Linked DNA regions of Homo sapiens: region 2 is linked to region 1. A link is a contact called in ENCODE Hi-C or POLR2A ChIA-PET data. All regions are on one chromosome and are shown on one strand. Each heading gives the region's core, a stretch centred on a gene start or an enhancer-like site at or near the end of the contact. The rest is flanking DNA. Distances are from core to core; before and after follow the strand shown. Region 1 holds the start of KRTAP10-1 (keratin associated protein 10-1). Region 2 overlaps ITGB2 (integrin subunit beta 2).

The links. A loop is a pair of places that touch in the nucleus more often than their neighbours do. ChIA-PET counts read pairs that join two places held with the same protein, here RNA polymerase II (POLR2A). Pooled maps may share reads with other maps.
Region 2: a pooled map of ovary shows a loop between it and region 1 (2.0-fold over the local background). The contact joins the enhancer-like site here to the promoter of KRTAP10-1 in region 1. A Hi-C loop is called at or near these places in 1 of 37 single-sample maps with no recorded cell type and 3 of 50 pooled maps. POLR2A ChIA-PET finds 5 or more read pairs at or near these places in 2 of 52 experiments (H1 and activated T-cell).

Annotation. Positions count from the first base shown.
Region 1 is chr21:44,538,712-44,544,066 of GRCh38, reverse strand. It overlaps KRTAP10-1 (keratin associated protein 10-1), which reads left to right and starts at 3,872. Exons shown (of 1, transcript NM_198691.3): 1 at 3,872-5,086. The coding sequence starts at 3,917. The coding sequence ends at 4,765. The region is part of intron 2 of TSPEAR (thrombospondin type laminin G domain and EAR repeats); the gene reads left to right. RefSeq lists an enhancer at 4,470-5,134.
Region 2 is chr21:44,901,808-44,906,769 of GRCh38, reverse strand. It overlaps ITGB2 (integrin subunit beta 2), which reads left to right. Exons shown (of 16, transcript NM_000211.5): 5 at 3,235-3,405. Among named protein-coding and RNA genes, the nearest start is that of ITGB2, 17 kb to the left of the region's middle. RefSeq lists an enhancer at 1-427. Within about 2 kb of position 2,954, at least 2 of the 41 ENCODE cell types and tissues checked have a DNase peak (open chromatin) inside an H3K27ac peak, as active enhancers do.

The DNA of each region.
Region 1 (5,355 bases), core at 2,623-5,122:
GGGCAGGACTGGAAAGAATGTGGGGCTTTGCTGATACGTTTGAGTTTAAACCTCCCATCTCACAGTGGTTTTTGCTTATGCAAGGAATCTACTCCCTTTTATCTCCTTGCTTTACTGCTTTTGGATTGACTGTTTTAAGTTTTTTTATTCCTTCATTGTATTGGTTCCTAGTGCTACCATAGCTAATTACACCAAAAGTGTGACTGGAAACAATGGAAAATTATTCTGTCATAGTTCTTAGGGCCAGGCACCTGAAATGAAGGTTTCCACAGGGCAATGCTTTCTCCGAGCTCCAAGGGAGAATATGCCCTTGCTCCTTCTAGCTTCTGGTGGCACCCAGCAAACCTTGGGTTCCCTTGGCTTCTATCTTCACTCCAATCTTTGCCTCTGTTGTCATATCATCTTCTTCCCTTTGTGTGTATGTCTGAACTTCCTTCTCCTTTCTCTGGTAAAGACACTAGACATTGGATTTAAGGTTCACTATGATCCCGTATGACTTAACTAATTATATCTGCAAATACCTTATTTCCATATAAGGTCATATTGGGAGGTTCTGGGTGGAGACAACCTTTGGGGAGGAATGATTCGGCCAAGTACTAGCATCTACTTCCTAGTGAGTCGTATATTCCTTTGTTATTATAGTGGAGATTATAACATGAATCCATGACTTTTTAAAGTCTCATGTAAATTAGACCTTATATTATTTTTCAGATGGTGCAGTGTGCTTAAGCCACTTTAACTCTATGTAGCCCCTCCTGAATTTTGTGTTCTTGCCATGTATTTTATTTCCATAAATATTTTACAACTTACATTTTATACAGTCAACATTCATTTAGATTTTCCCCATGTGTTCTTCTTTTGTTACACTTCATTTCCTTATCAACTTCTTGCTTTCATCTGTGCTTGTTTTCATTCTACCTAATGCTCCCTTTAGTATTTTCTGTAGTGCAGATCCTGCTGGTGACATATCCTCTCGGTGTCCAGAGGATGTCATTATTCTGTTCTCATTTGGGGGAATCTTCTTCCCAGGTATAGAATTCTAGCTTTGTGCTTCTTTTCTTTCAGACAGTAAATATATCATTCCATTGTCCTCTGCCTTTCATCATTTCTACTGAGAAGTCATCTGTAAGTGTTATTGTTGCTTCTTTGAAGGTAATATGTCTTGTTTTCCTCTGGCTGTTTTTAAATTTTTCTGTCTTTGGATTTCAACCCCAATGTGCCCAGGTGTAGTTTTCTTTGTGTTCACTTGCTAAAGATTCTTGGTTTGGAGGGTTCCTTTTTTTCTTTTTCTTTTTTCTTTTCTTTTTCTTTTTTTTTTTTTTTTAACAGGTCTCTTTCTGTTGCCCAGGTTAGAGTGCAGTGGTGCAATCTTGGCTCACTGCAGCCTCTACCTCCCAGGCTCAAGTGATTCTCCTCCTTAGCCTCTTGAGTAGCTGGGACTACAAATGTACCACCAAAGTGGGCCAACTTTTCATATTTTTTGTAGAGATTGGGTTTTGCTATATTGTCCTGGCTGGTCTTCAACTCCTAAGCTCAAGCAGTTTGACCACCTTGGCCTCCCAGAGTGCTGGTATTACAGGTGTGAGCCATCATGCCTGGCCTAAAGATTCTTAAATGCTCTTTGCATCTATGCATTTCATCAGGTTAAAGTTCTTGTCCATTACATCTTCAAATATTTTACTACCCCTATTTCACTCCTCTCCTTGTAGGATTTCAATCATTTTTCCCATAAATTTTCACAAAATATAGGCATGTTTATTGCTCCACTTTCTTTATTTCCCTCTTTTCTTTCCCATCTCTGTATTCAGGCTTGAAATTTCCTCATCTCCCTTCCTTTACTAATCTTCTCTTTGGTTTTGTCTATATGTTGTAAAGCTAAGCTACCTAGTTCTTAATTTCAGCTATTGTGTTCTTCGTTTCCAGAATTTTTGTTTGATTCCATTTAATAAATCCAGTTTGACACTGAAATTCTCCATTTGTTCTCTATTTTCTTGAGCAAGTTAATCAGCATTAAATTCCAGTTTCACAATTCTAATATCTAGATCTCCTGCACGTCTGTTTCTCTTGTTTGTTTTTTTCCTCTTGGTCTTTTGGTCAGTTGGTCTTGTCTTCTAATATCCCTAGTAATTTTTTGACTGCATGAAGGACTTTATGAAAATTTATAAGATGATTTGAGCCTCTGTTGATGCTGCTGTCTCCAGAAGAGATCACTTTTGTTTCTGGGAGGCAGTTAGGCTACAGGCAGATCATATGAGTTCAGTGCGAGTTTATTTAAAGATAGGTTTCATTCTTTCTGGTTTTTCCTTCCTCCTAGGGAGTAGCCCTTCACTTACATTCAGCATTTCCAACTGAAAGCCTAGGGTGTTTTTGCTAGAATCCCTCCACCTTGTCAGGTCCTGAACTCTGTGGTTTTTTTCTTCTAATTCCATGAGACTACTAAAAGCTCTGCTCAGCTGATCAGGCTCTCGGCCTCTTGGCTGTGGTCTGTAAATTGGTAAATGCCTCAGTAAGAAAATCCACAAGGAATATTGGACTCACTTCTGTGCAGTTTCTCTCTAATGCGGATTCACTCACTCAAGTCTCAGCTGTCTTGATACCTCCCGGCCCCTTCGAACAGAGATTTTGTTTGTAAACCAGATTTCCTAATATTTCTCAGCTAGATGGCCAGTCTGATGTAAGCCAGTTCCCCACACACGAAAGGAGAACTTGACAGAGCATTTTATACAGCATAAGAAAAAGGTGGCACAATGGAATCGCGTTCAGAGCTCAAAATTACTCTTCAATAATTTCTCCAAAAAAGTTTATTATTTCAGCCCATTTTTATAAAGGCTTTTCCTTGGGCCAGGCATGATTTTAGGCCTTTGAAGACTGAGTGGTGAACAAGACAAACACACTCCCTGCTCACATGCAGCTTACGTTTGAAGAAAGGAAGCTGAGGACAGCAAGGACAATGAACAGGAACAGGGAAGACACGTGGTGCAGAAATACTGATGATGGCCAGGCACCGGGCTCACGCCTGCAATCCCAGTACTTTGGCCAAGGCAGGAGGGATCACTTGAGACGCCATCTGTACAAAAAAAAAAAAAAATAAATTTAAGAATATTGATAACGGGACTTGAGTTATCTATGGTTGAAGCACATCATAAAGCTATGGCCTTTAAGAGCAGAACCAAATCCATGGGCCAGTTCAAAACTTTTCTTTCCTGTCCGAAACCCAGTCCTATCCCCAGCGTTCCCACACCAACGTCTGAGTGGACCTCGGGGAAGGCCGTGGGGAGGGGCATGGCCTCTCCTTCCTTGCTCCCCTTCTCCCTGTTTGGGGCTCTAATTTCTTCAGTGATGGGGATGGGGGAAGGAATGTGCAGGGCCACCACTGTGGGGTTCGCTGGCCACTGCTGCACCTTCTCTCCGGCTGCTCCAGTGATCCTGTGCTTCTACCAGCTGCTTCTGCCTCTTCAGTGAGGACCCGCTTTAGGGAGGAGACGCCCCCACGATCGTGAGTGGGACAGCTCTCACCCTGGCATGCCACACTTTGCATAAGGCTGAAGGGCCACCCCTGCCTCCGCAGCCCCCTTCTTACAACCCGGACTGCACTGGTGGCGTGCTGGGACCAGGTCCACCTCCACTCTTGCCCCCAGGGATCCACATGGGACAGGCTACAGCCCAGACAGGACAGGAGATTTATGACCTGGGCCACATCACAGGCAAACAAACATCCCTAGTCATGACACACGCCACCTCTCAGCAACCAGGAAGGGGACGCTGTGGGCCCTGGAACAACAAGGCCAGAAGGGGTATAAAAGCAGAGCCCCACGAAGCTCACACACTCACTCACACACTCAGTCACTCACACACACACTGACTCCCACACTCACTCACTCACACCTCCCGCAGCTCACCTCCTCCCCACCCCAGCATGGCCGCGTCCACCATGTCCGTCTGCTCCAGCGCTTGCTCCGACTCCTGGCAGGTGGATGCCTGCCCAGAGAGCTGCTGTGAGCCCCACTGCTGCGCCCTCAGCTGCTGCGCCCCGGCCCCCTGCCTGACCCTGGTCTGCACCCCAGTGAGCCGTGTGTCCAGCCCCTGCTGCCAGGCAGCCTGTGAGCCCAGCCCCTGCCAATCAGGCTGCACCAGCTCCTGCACGCCCTCGTGCTGCCAGCAGTCTAGCTGCCAGCCGGCTTGCTGCACCTCCTCCCCCTGCCAGCAGGCCTGCTGCGTGCCCGTCTGCTGCAAGCCTGTGTGCTGCCTGCCCACCTGCTCTAAGGATTCCTCTTCATGCTGCCAGCAGTCTAGCTGCCAGCCAACTTGCTGTGCCTCTTCCTCCAGCCAGCAGTCCTGCTGTGTGCCTGTTTGCTGCAAGCCTGTGTGCTATGTGCCCACCTGCTCTGAGGATTCCTCTTCATGCTGCCAGCAGTCTAGCTGCCATCCAGCTTGCTGCACCTCCTCCCCCTGCCAGCAGGCCTGCTGCGTGCCCGTCCGTTGCAAGCCTGTCTGCTGCAAGCCCATCTGCTGTGTGCCCGTCTGCTCTGGGGCTTCCACTTCATGCTGCCAGCAGTCTAGCTGCCAGCCGGCTTGCTGCACCACCTCCTGCTGCAGACCCTCCTCCTCCGTGTCCCTCCTCTGCCGCCCTGTATGCCGGCCCGCCTGCTGTATGCCTGTCTCCTCCTGCTGTGCCCCTGCCTCCTCCTGCCAGGCCAGCTGCTGCCGCCCGGCCTCCTGCGTGTCCCTCCTCTGCCGCCCCGCGTGCTCCCGCCCGGCCTGCTGAGGCCTCTGCTCAGGCCAGGAGTCCAGCTGCTGATGGGCACCCGCCCTGGGCCAGCTGGGCTCAGTTCCTGACCTGGGTTAGGTGGCTTCCCCCACCTAGGACGGGTCCCCGTGTCTCCCCTGTGCTGAGGTGACCCCCCCTCCTTGCTCCCAGGAGCCTCCATCCTTGCAGCTCCCCAGCTCTTGCCTTCCAGCAGGTGCCCACCTGCCTGCTAGGTCCCCTGTCCTCCCTCCCAGCTTCTCTGCTCTGGGTCACTTGGCCTCGACTTGAACCTCTCAGCACCTCCTCCTGCTCCCCAATAAACTCTCCTTGGTCACCTGATTCTCTTTTCTGTTGTGTTCCTGGGGGACACATGGTTTTGAGCTGACATTGGTCTCCTCCAGCCATGATTATTTTTAGGAATGAGTGACTTAACCTAGAAGTCACAGGGGACAGTGGCCTAACTCCTCCAGGGGGTCACCAGGTGGGACTCACGGTCACTCCCAGGAAGGCTCAGTCCCAGCTCAGCCCCTGTGCCCGGGTCTTCCTGAGCCTGGTCATTCGCTGTCATGCCCTGGGCTGTGGGGCTCTCCAGGCCCCAGGACTGTCCC
Region 2 (4,962 bases), core at 1,705-4,204, 360 kb before region 1:
AGGCTGCTGGAAAGCTGAGCTCCTCAGTGCCCTTCCGCTCTGTCCCCAGGTGGAGCTGCCCCAGCCCTTACCATCGGTGCCCAGTGTCTGCACTCTCTCGCAGCCCGACGTTCTGCACCTTTTTTTTTTAAAGGGAGACCAAACCATTTGCAAAACACTATTCCATTACACACTCAGAAGGCCAGGGTACTCTTAGAAGAGTAAAGGCTCTGATCAGTCTTGCAGCCAAGAGACCTAAGTAACTGTTTAAACCAGTGTTGCCCAAACTGACTTGACCAGAGCACCTGTTTCGACTTGACCAGAGCACCTGTTTCAGAACACAGTCCCCTGTCAGTGCTTTGAGAAACGCCCTCCTTATCGGTGGCTCACGCCTGTAATCCCAGCACTTTGGGAGGCCGAGGCGGGTGGATCACTTGAGGTCGGGGGTTCGAGACCAGCCTGGCCAACATTCTCCTGCTGCGGCAGGAGAATCACTTGAACCTGGGAGGCAGAGGTTGCAGTGAGCCAAGATTGTGCCACTGCACTTTAGCCTGGGCGACAGGGCGAGATTCTGTCTCAAAATGAAAAGAAAGGAAGGGAAGAGAAGGGGAGGGAAGGGAGGGAGGGAAGGGAGGGAAGGGAGGGAAGGGGAAGGGAGGGAAGAAACGAAGCTCCCTCCTTGCTCCAGGAAGGCAGGTGTGGTGGTGCAGCAGATGGGAGAAGGAGGCCTGGTGTGGCCACCGACCTGTGACCTCCCAGGCCACAGTGAGGCCAGGGAAGGAAGGGGAAGCCATCTCCCAGGGAGAGGGTGCAGACGGGGCCAGGGTGACTTTAGAGGAACCAGCTGGTGTCGGACAGGCTGGGGCTCAGAGCTCTGCCCTCAGGGGAAGCCCAGGTCAGCGGCCACTGAGTTAGCCTTGGGGCAGAGTGGCCCAGGGTGCAGGCGGCCAGGTGACAGCCAGCAGCAGCCGGGAGGGAGGCAGCTGGGAGACAGTGAGGGATGGGGCCGAGCCATTGGGGAGGTCCTGCAGGAGCAGGGCCCAGGTGTCCCTGGGGGCAGCAGGGGACAAAACCCCACCCTGGTGGTAGGGTCAGGCCTGCCCCTCGCTGCCCCGTGAGCAGGCACAAGCCCCTTCGTGCTGGAACCTCCACCTCTGACCTCAAACTCGAGGGCCTGGCCCTGTGGCCCCTGGAGGCAGCTCTGATGTATTTTCCCCACGCCCCACTTCACAGTGAGGAAACTGAGGCTGACAGAGGTGTTGCCTGTGGCCAGAGTTTGTGCAGCTCTGTGGTGCTGGAGGTGTCAGGAAGGATCGTCCTGGAGGGTGGGGGTGCGCCTGAGTGGGGGCATCCTTGTGCCGTGGGGAAGGGTGGGGGAGTGGCTGCCCACGGCCTGGCATGCATCCCCACTGTGCAGGGGGCAAATGCTGTGGCCTCTGGGAGGGCACAGGTGAGCTCGGGTGGATGCAGGTGAGGGTAGGCAAACTCGGGTGAGCACCAGGGAGAGATCTTAACAGCACCCCAGGGCCACAGGCTCCCAGAGCAGGGCGGCAGGATCTGGGAAGGGACTGTCCTCTCGCGGGGTCCTGGCCCTACCCCCGCAGCCTGCTGGCCCTTCGCTGAGCCTCTACTCTGGAAGGGAAGGGACGGGGCCCCTTGGTCAGCCACCAAAGGCCTATGTCTGTGCCCTTTGACTGCAGCATGGCCACATTGCTCGTGGGGACATGGTCTTGGCTGCCTCCTCCATGTCGCTGCAGACGCCGCACGGCCCCCAAAGCCAAACACATTTACTGTCTGGCCCTTCATAGAAAGTGATTGGGGTCCTTGGCCCAGAGGCCAAGTGAAGCCTCTGAGGGCTGCAAGGCACAGCAGGGCGAGGGCCAGGGCCAGGAGTGCCGGGTGTGAATGTGGGTGAGTGTGTGTGTGTGTGAGCGCATGTGTGTGTGGTGTGTGTGTATGCATGGTGTGTGTGGTATGTATGTGTTTAGCATTGTGTGGGGTGTGTGTATATGTGTGGCACGTGTGTGTATGGGTGTGAATGCATGTGTGTGGCATGTGTATATGTGTGTGGCATGCATGTGTATGTGAGTGCATGTGTGTGGTGTATGTGCGTGAGTGCATGTGTGTGTGTTTGGTGTGTGTATGTGTGTGCGAGTGTGTGTGCGTGCATGTGGTGTGTTTGTGTATATGAACAAGTACATATAGTATGTGTGCTTTGTGTCTGGTGTTGTGTATGAGTGTGAGGTGTGTGTGTATGCGTGCATGTGTGGTGGTTGGTGTTTGTGGTGTGTGTGCATATTTGTGGTGTGTTTGCTGTGTGTGGGTGCCATGTGCGTGTATATGTGGGTGCGTGTGTGCTACGTGTGACTGTGTGTGCATGAGTTATATTTGTGTGTGAGTATTGTGTGTGTGCATATATGTGGGTGTGTATGCCATGTGTGACTGTGTGTGCATGTGGTGTATTTATGTGTAGGAGTGCGTGTGTGTGTGTCTGTGAGGAGGGGCACATACCCTTTCTCCCAGGGTGTGGCAGCAGGCAGGTTGGGGGTGGAGTGGGCTCTGCACTTGTCCTGCCGCCCAGGGGGGCTGAAGGCTGGAGGGTGGGGCAGAGGGGACAGGCTTCGTCACCCTCCCTCCCTGCTCATTCATTAACATGATGTGTGTTTATGGAGAGCTGACTTGTACCAGGCACGGTTCTGGGAGCCAGGGACACAGGCTGGTTGCGGTGACAGGTAAACAGACAGCTACACAACCGCACGTGTGACTGAGACGCGGGCGAGCGGAAGTCCAGGGCTGGGATGGAGAAAGGGGCCTCCTGGGGACGGCCCGCGTGGGCCTTGCTGGGAAGTGCCAGGTTCGTGTGATGCCTGTCTATGTGGCTGCTGATGAGGGCGCCCGTGGGACTGCAGGCATGGGGCCGGGTTAGGTGTGAGCCCAGGTGAGCCGCTGCCACTCTCAATGAAAGGCGTCCCCAATGTCGCTGGCGTCAACTCTAAGCACCCCAGGCGGGTTTCAGTGTCACTGCGAGGCACATGCCTGCGTCCGGGAGTCATGTCCTTCCTCTGAAACTCCAGCCTGCCTGGATGTCCTGTGTCTGGTCCTCAGCTCTCCTGCCAGGCGGGGAGAGGGGAGGTCAGGAGGATTTGGGGGCTGGAGGAGAGGGTGCCAGTGCACAGCCCGCTCGGGGCCACACGCCCCCAGACACCCTGTGTGAGATGTGAGGTGTGGCTCCTTTTGTTCTGTCCCCACCGGCAGGCCAGGCAGCAGCGTTCAACGTGACCTTCCGGCGGGCCAAGGGCTACCCCATCGACCTGTACTATCTGATGGACCTCTCCTACTCCATGCTTGATGACCTCAGGAATGTCAAGAAGCTAGGTGGCGACCTGCTCCGGGCCCTCAACGAGATCACCGAGTCCGGCCGCATTGGTGAGGCCCAGGCACTGCAGGACAAAACCCAGTCCTTTCCCAGACCCTGGCCACTCCTGCCTGTGGCCCACACAACTCCTCGCACTCAGGTCCCCAGGGTAGATCTGGGGGCCCCAGATGCAGGTCCCCCCAGGGCATCCACAGGGCTGCAGTCGGCCTGCCTCCCTGCCAGGGGCCACACCCAGTCCCTGGCTCCCCAACACTTGTAGACATTGTCCAGCCCTCCACTTCCCCTTCCATCTTCTACTTCCTTTATTTATTTCTTGGTATGTTTAAAAGACAAAATTCTGACAGTGCCAATTATTAAACATTAAAGACCACAACACATATAGACGGCACAGCGACGGCAGCACTGAAGAAACCACACAGCAAGCTCTGCTGGGCCAAGGGCTCCGCTCTACACCAGCACTGCCTTGCCACAGAGCAGGTCTCCAGCACACGTGTGTGTCAGTCACAGCGCATGTCTTCCCCGCCGGCCGTGGCTTCTCACATCGGCACTCTGCCACCTTCCCTACATGCGGGGATGCACACATGCACGATAACACACACACACACAAGCAAATGCATGCTCACACAAATGCACGCTCACACACAAATGCACGCTCATGCACGTGAATGCACGCTCACACACAAATGCATGTTCACACATGCAATGCACACTCACACACAAATGCATGCTCAAACGCAAATGCACGCTCACACATGCGAATGCACACTCACACATGAATGTATCCTCACATGCACAAATGGATGCTCACACACGCGAATGCATGCTCACACACAAAAGCACACCCAAACTCAAATGCACACACACGTGAATGCATGCTCACACACGTGAATGTATGCTCACACACATGCTCAAACACACAAATGCATGCTCTCACATGTGAATGTATGCTCACACATGAATGTATGCTCACACGCAAATGCATGCTCACACACGCGAATGTATGCTCACATGCACAAATGCACGCTCACACACGTGAATGCACGCTCACACACAAATGCATGCTCACACACATGAATGCATGCTCACACTTGCATGTGCACACACATGCACACACAGTCATACACACGTGCAAGACCACATGTGCACACAGACATGCTCACATGCACACTCATGATCACCCATGTATGTCTTCACTCACATGTATAAATCGTACATAAACACACATGCCCACATATGTACCTGGTCACCTACGTGAACTAGGTGTGTCCATACCTGAACATGCTCACATGCATACAGGAATACGTGCACACACAGTTGTGCTACGCATGTACACACTCATGTTTACACATGCAGATGGCTGCACACACAGATACACATACGCACCTGTTCACATGCCCACATGTATACCTGGTCACACACATACATGCAGGAACACACATGCATACACTTATGCTCATCCATGTACATTGCACACTCCCAGGTTCACACACACGCCCACATACGTTCACATGTGTGCTTGCACAACGCACATGCTCACACACACACTCCACATGTGCCATCTTGCTTTCTCCACCTCCCTGCTAGGAGAGAGGAAACAGGCTTGCCCT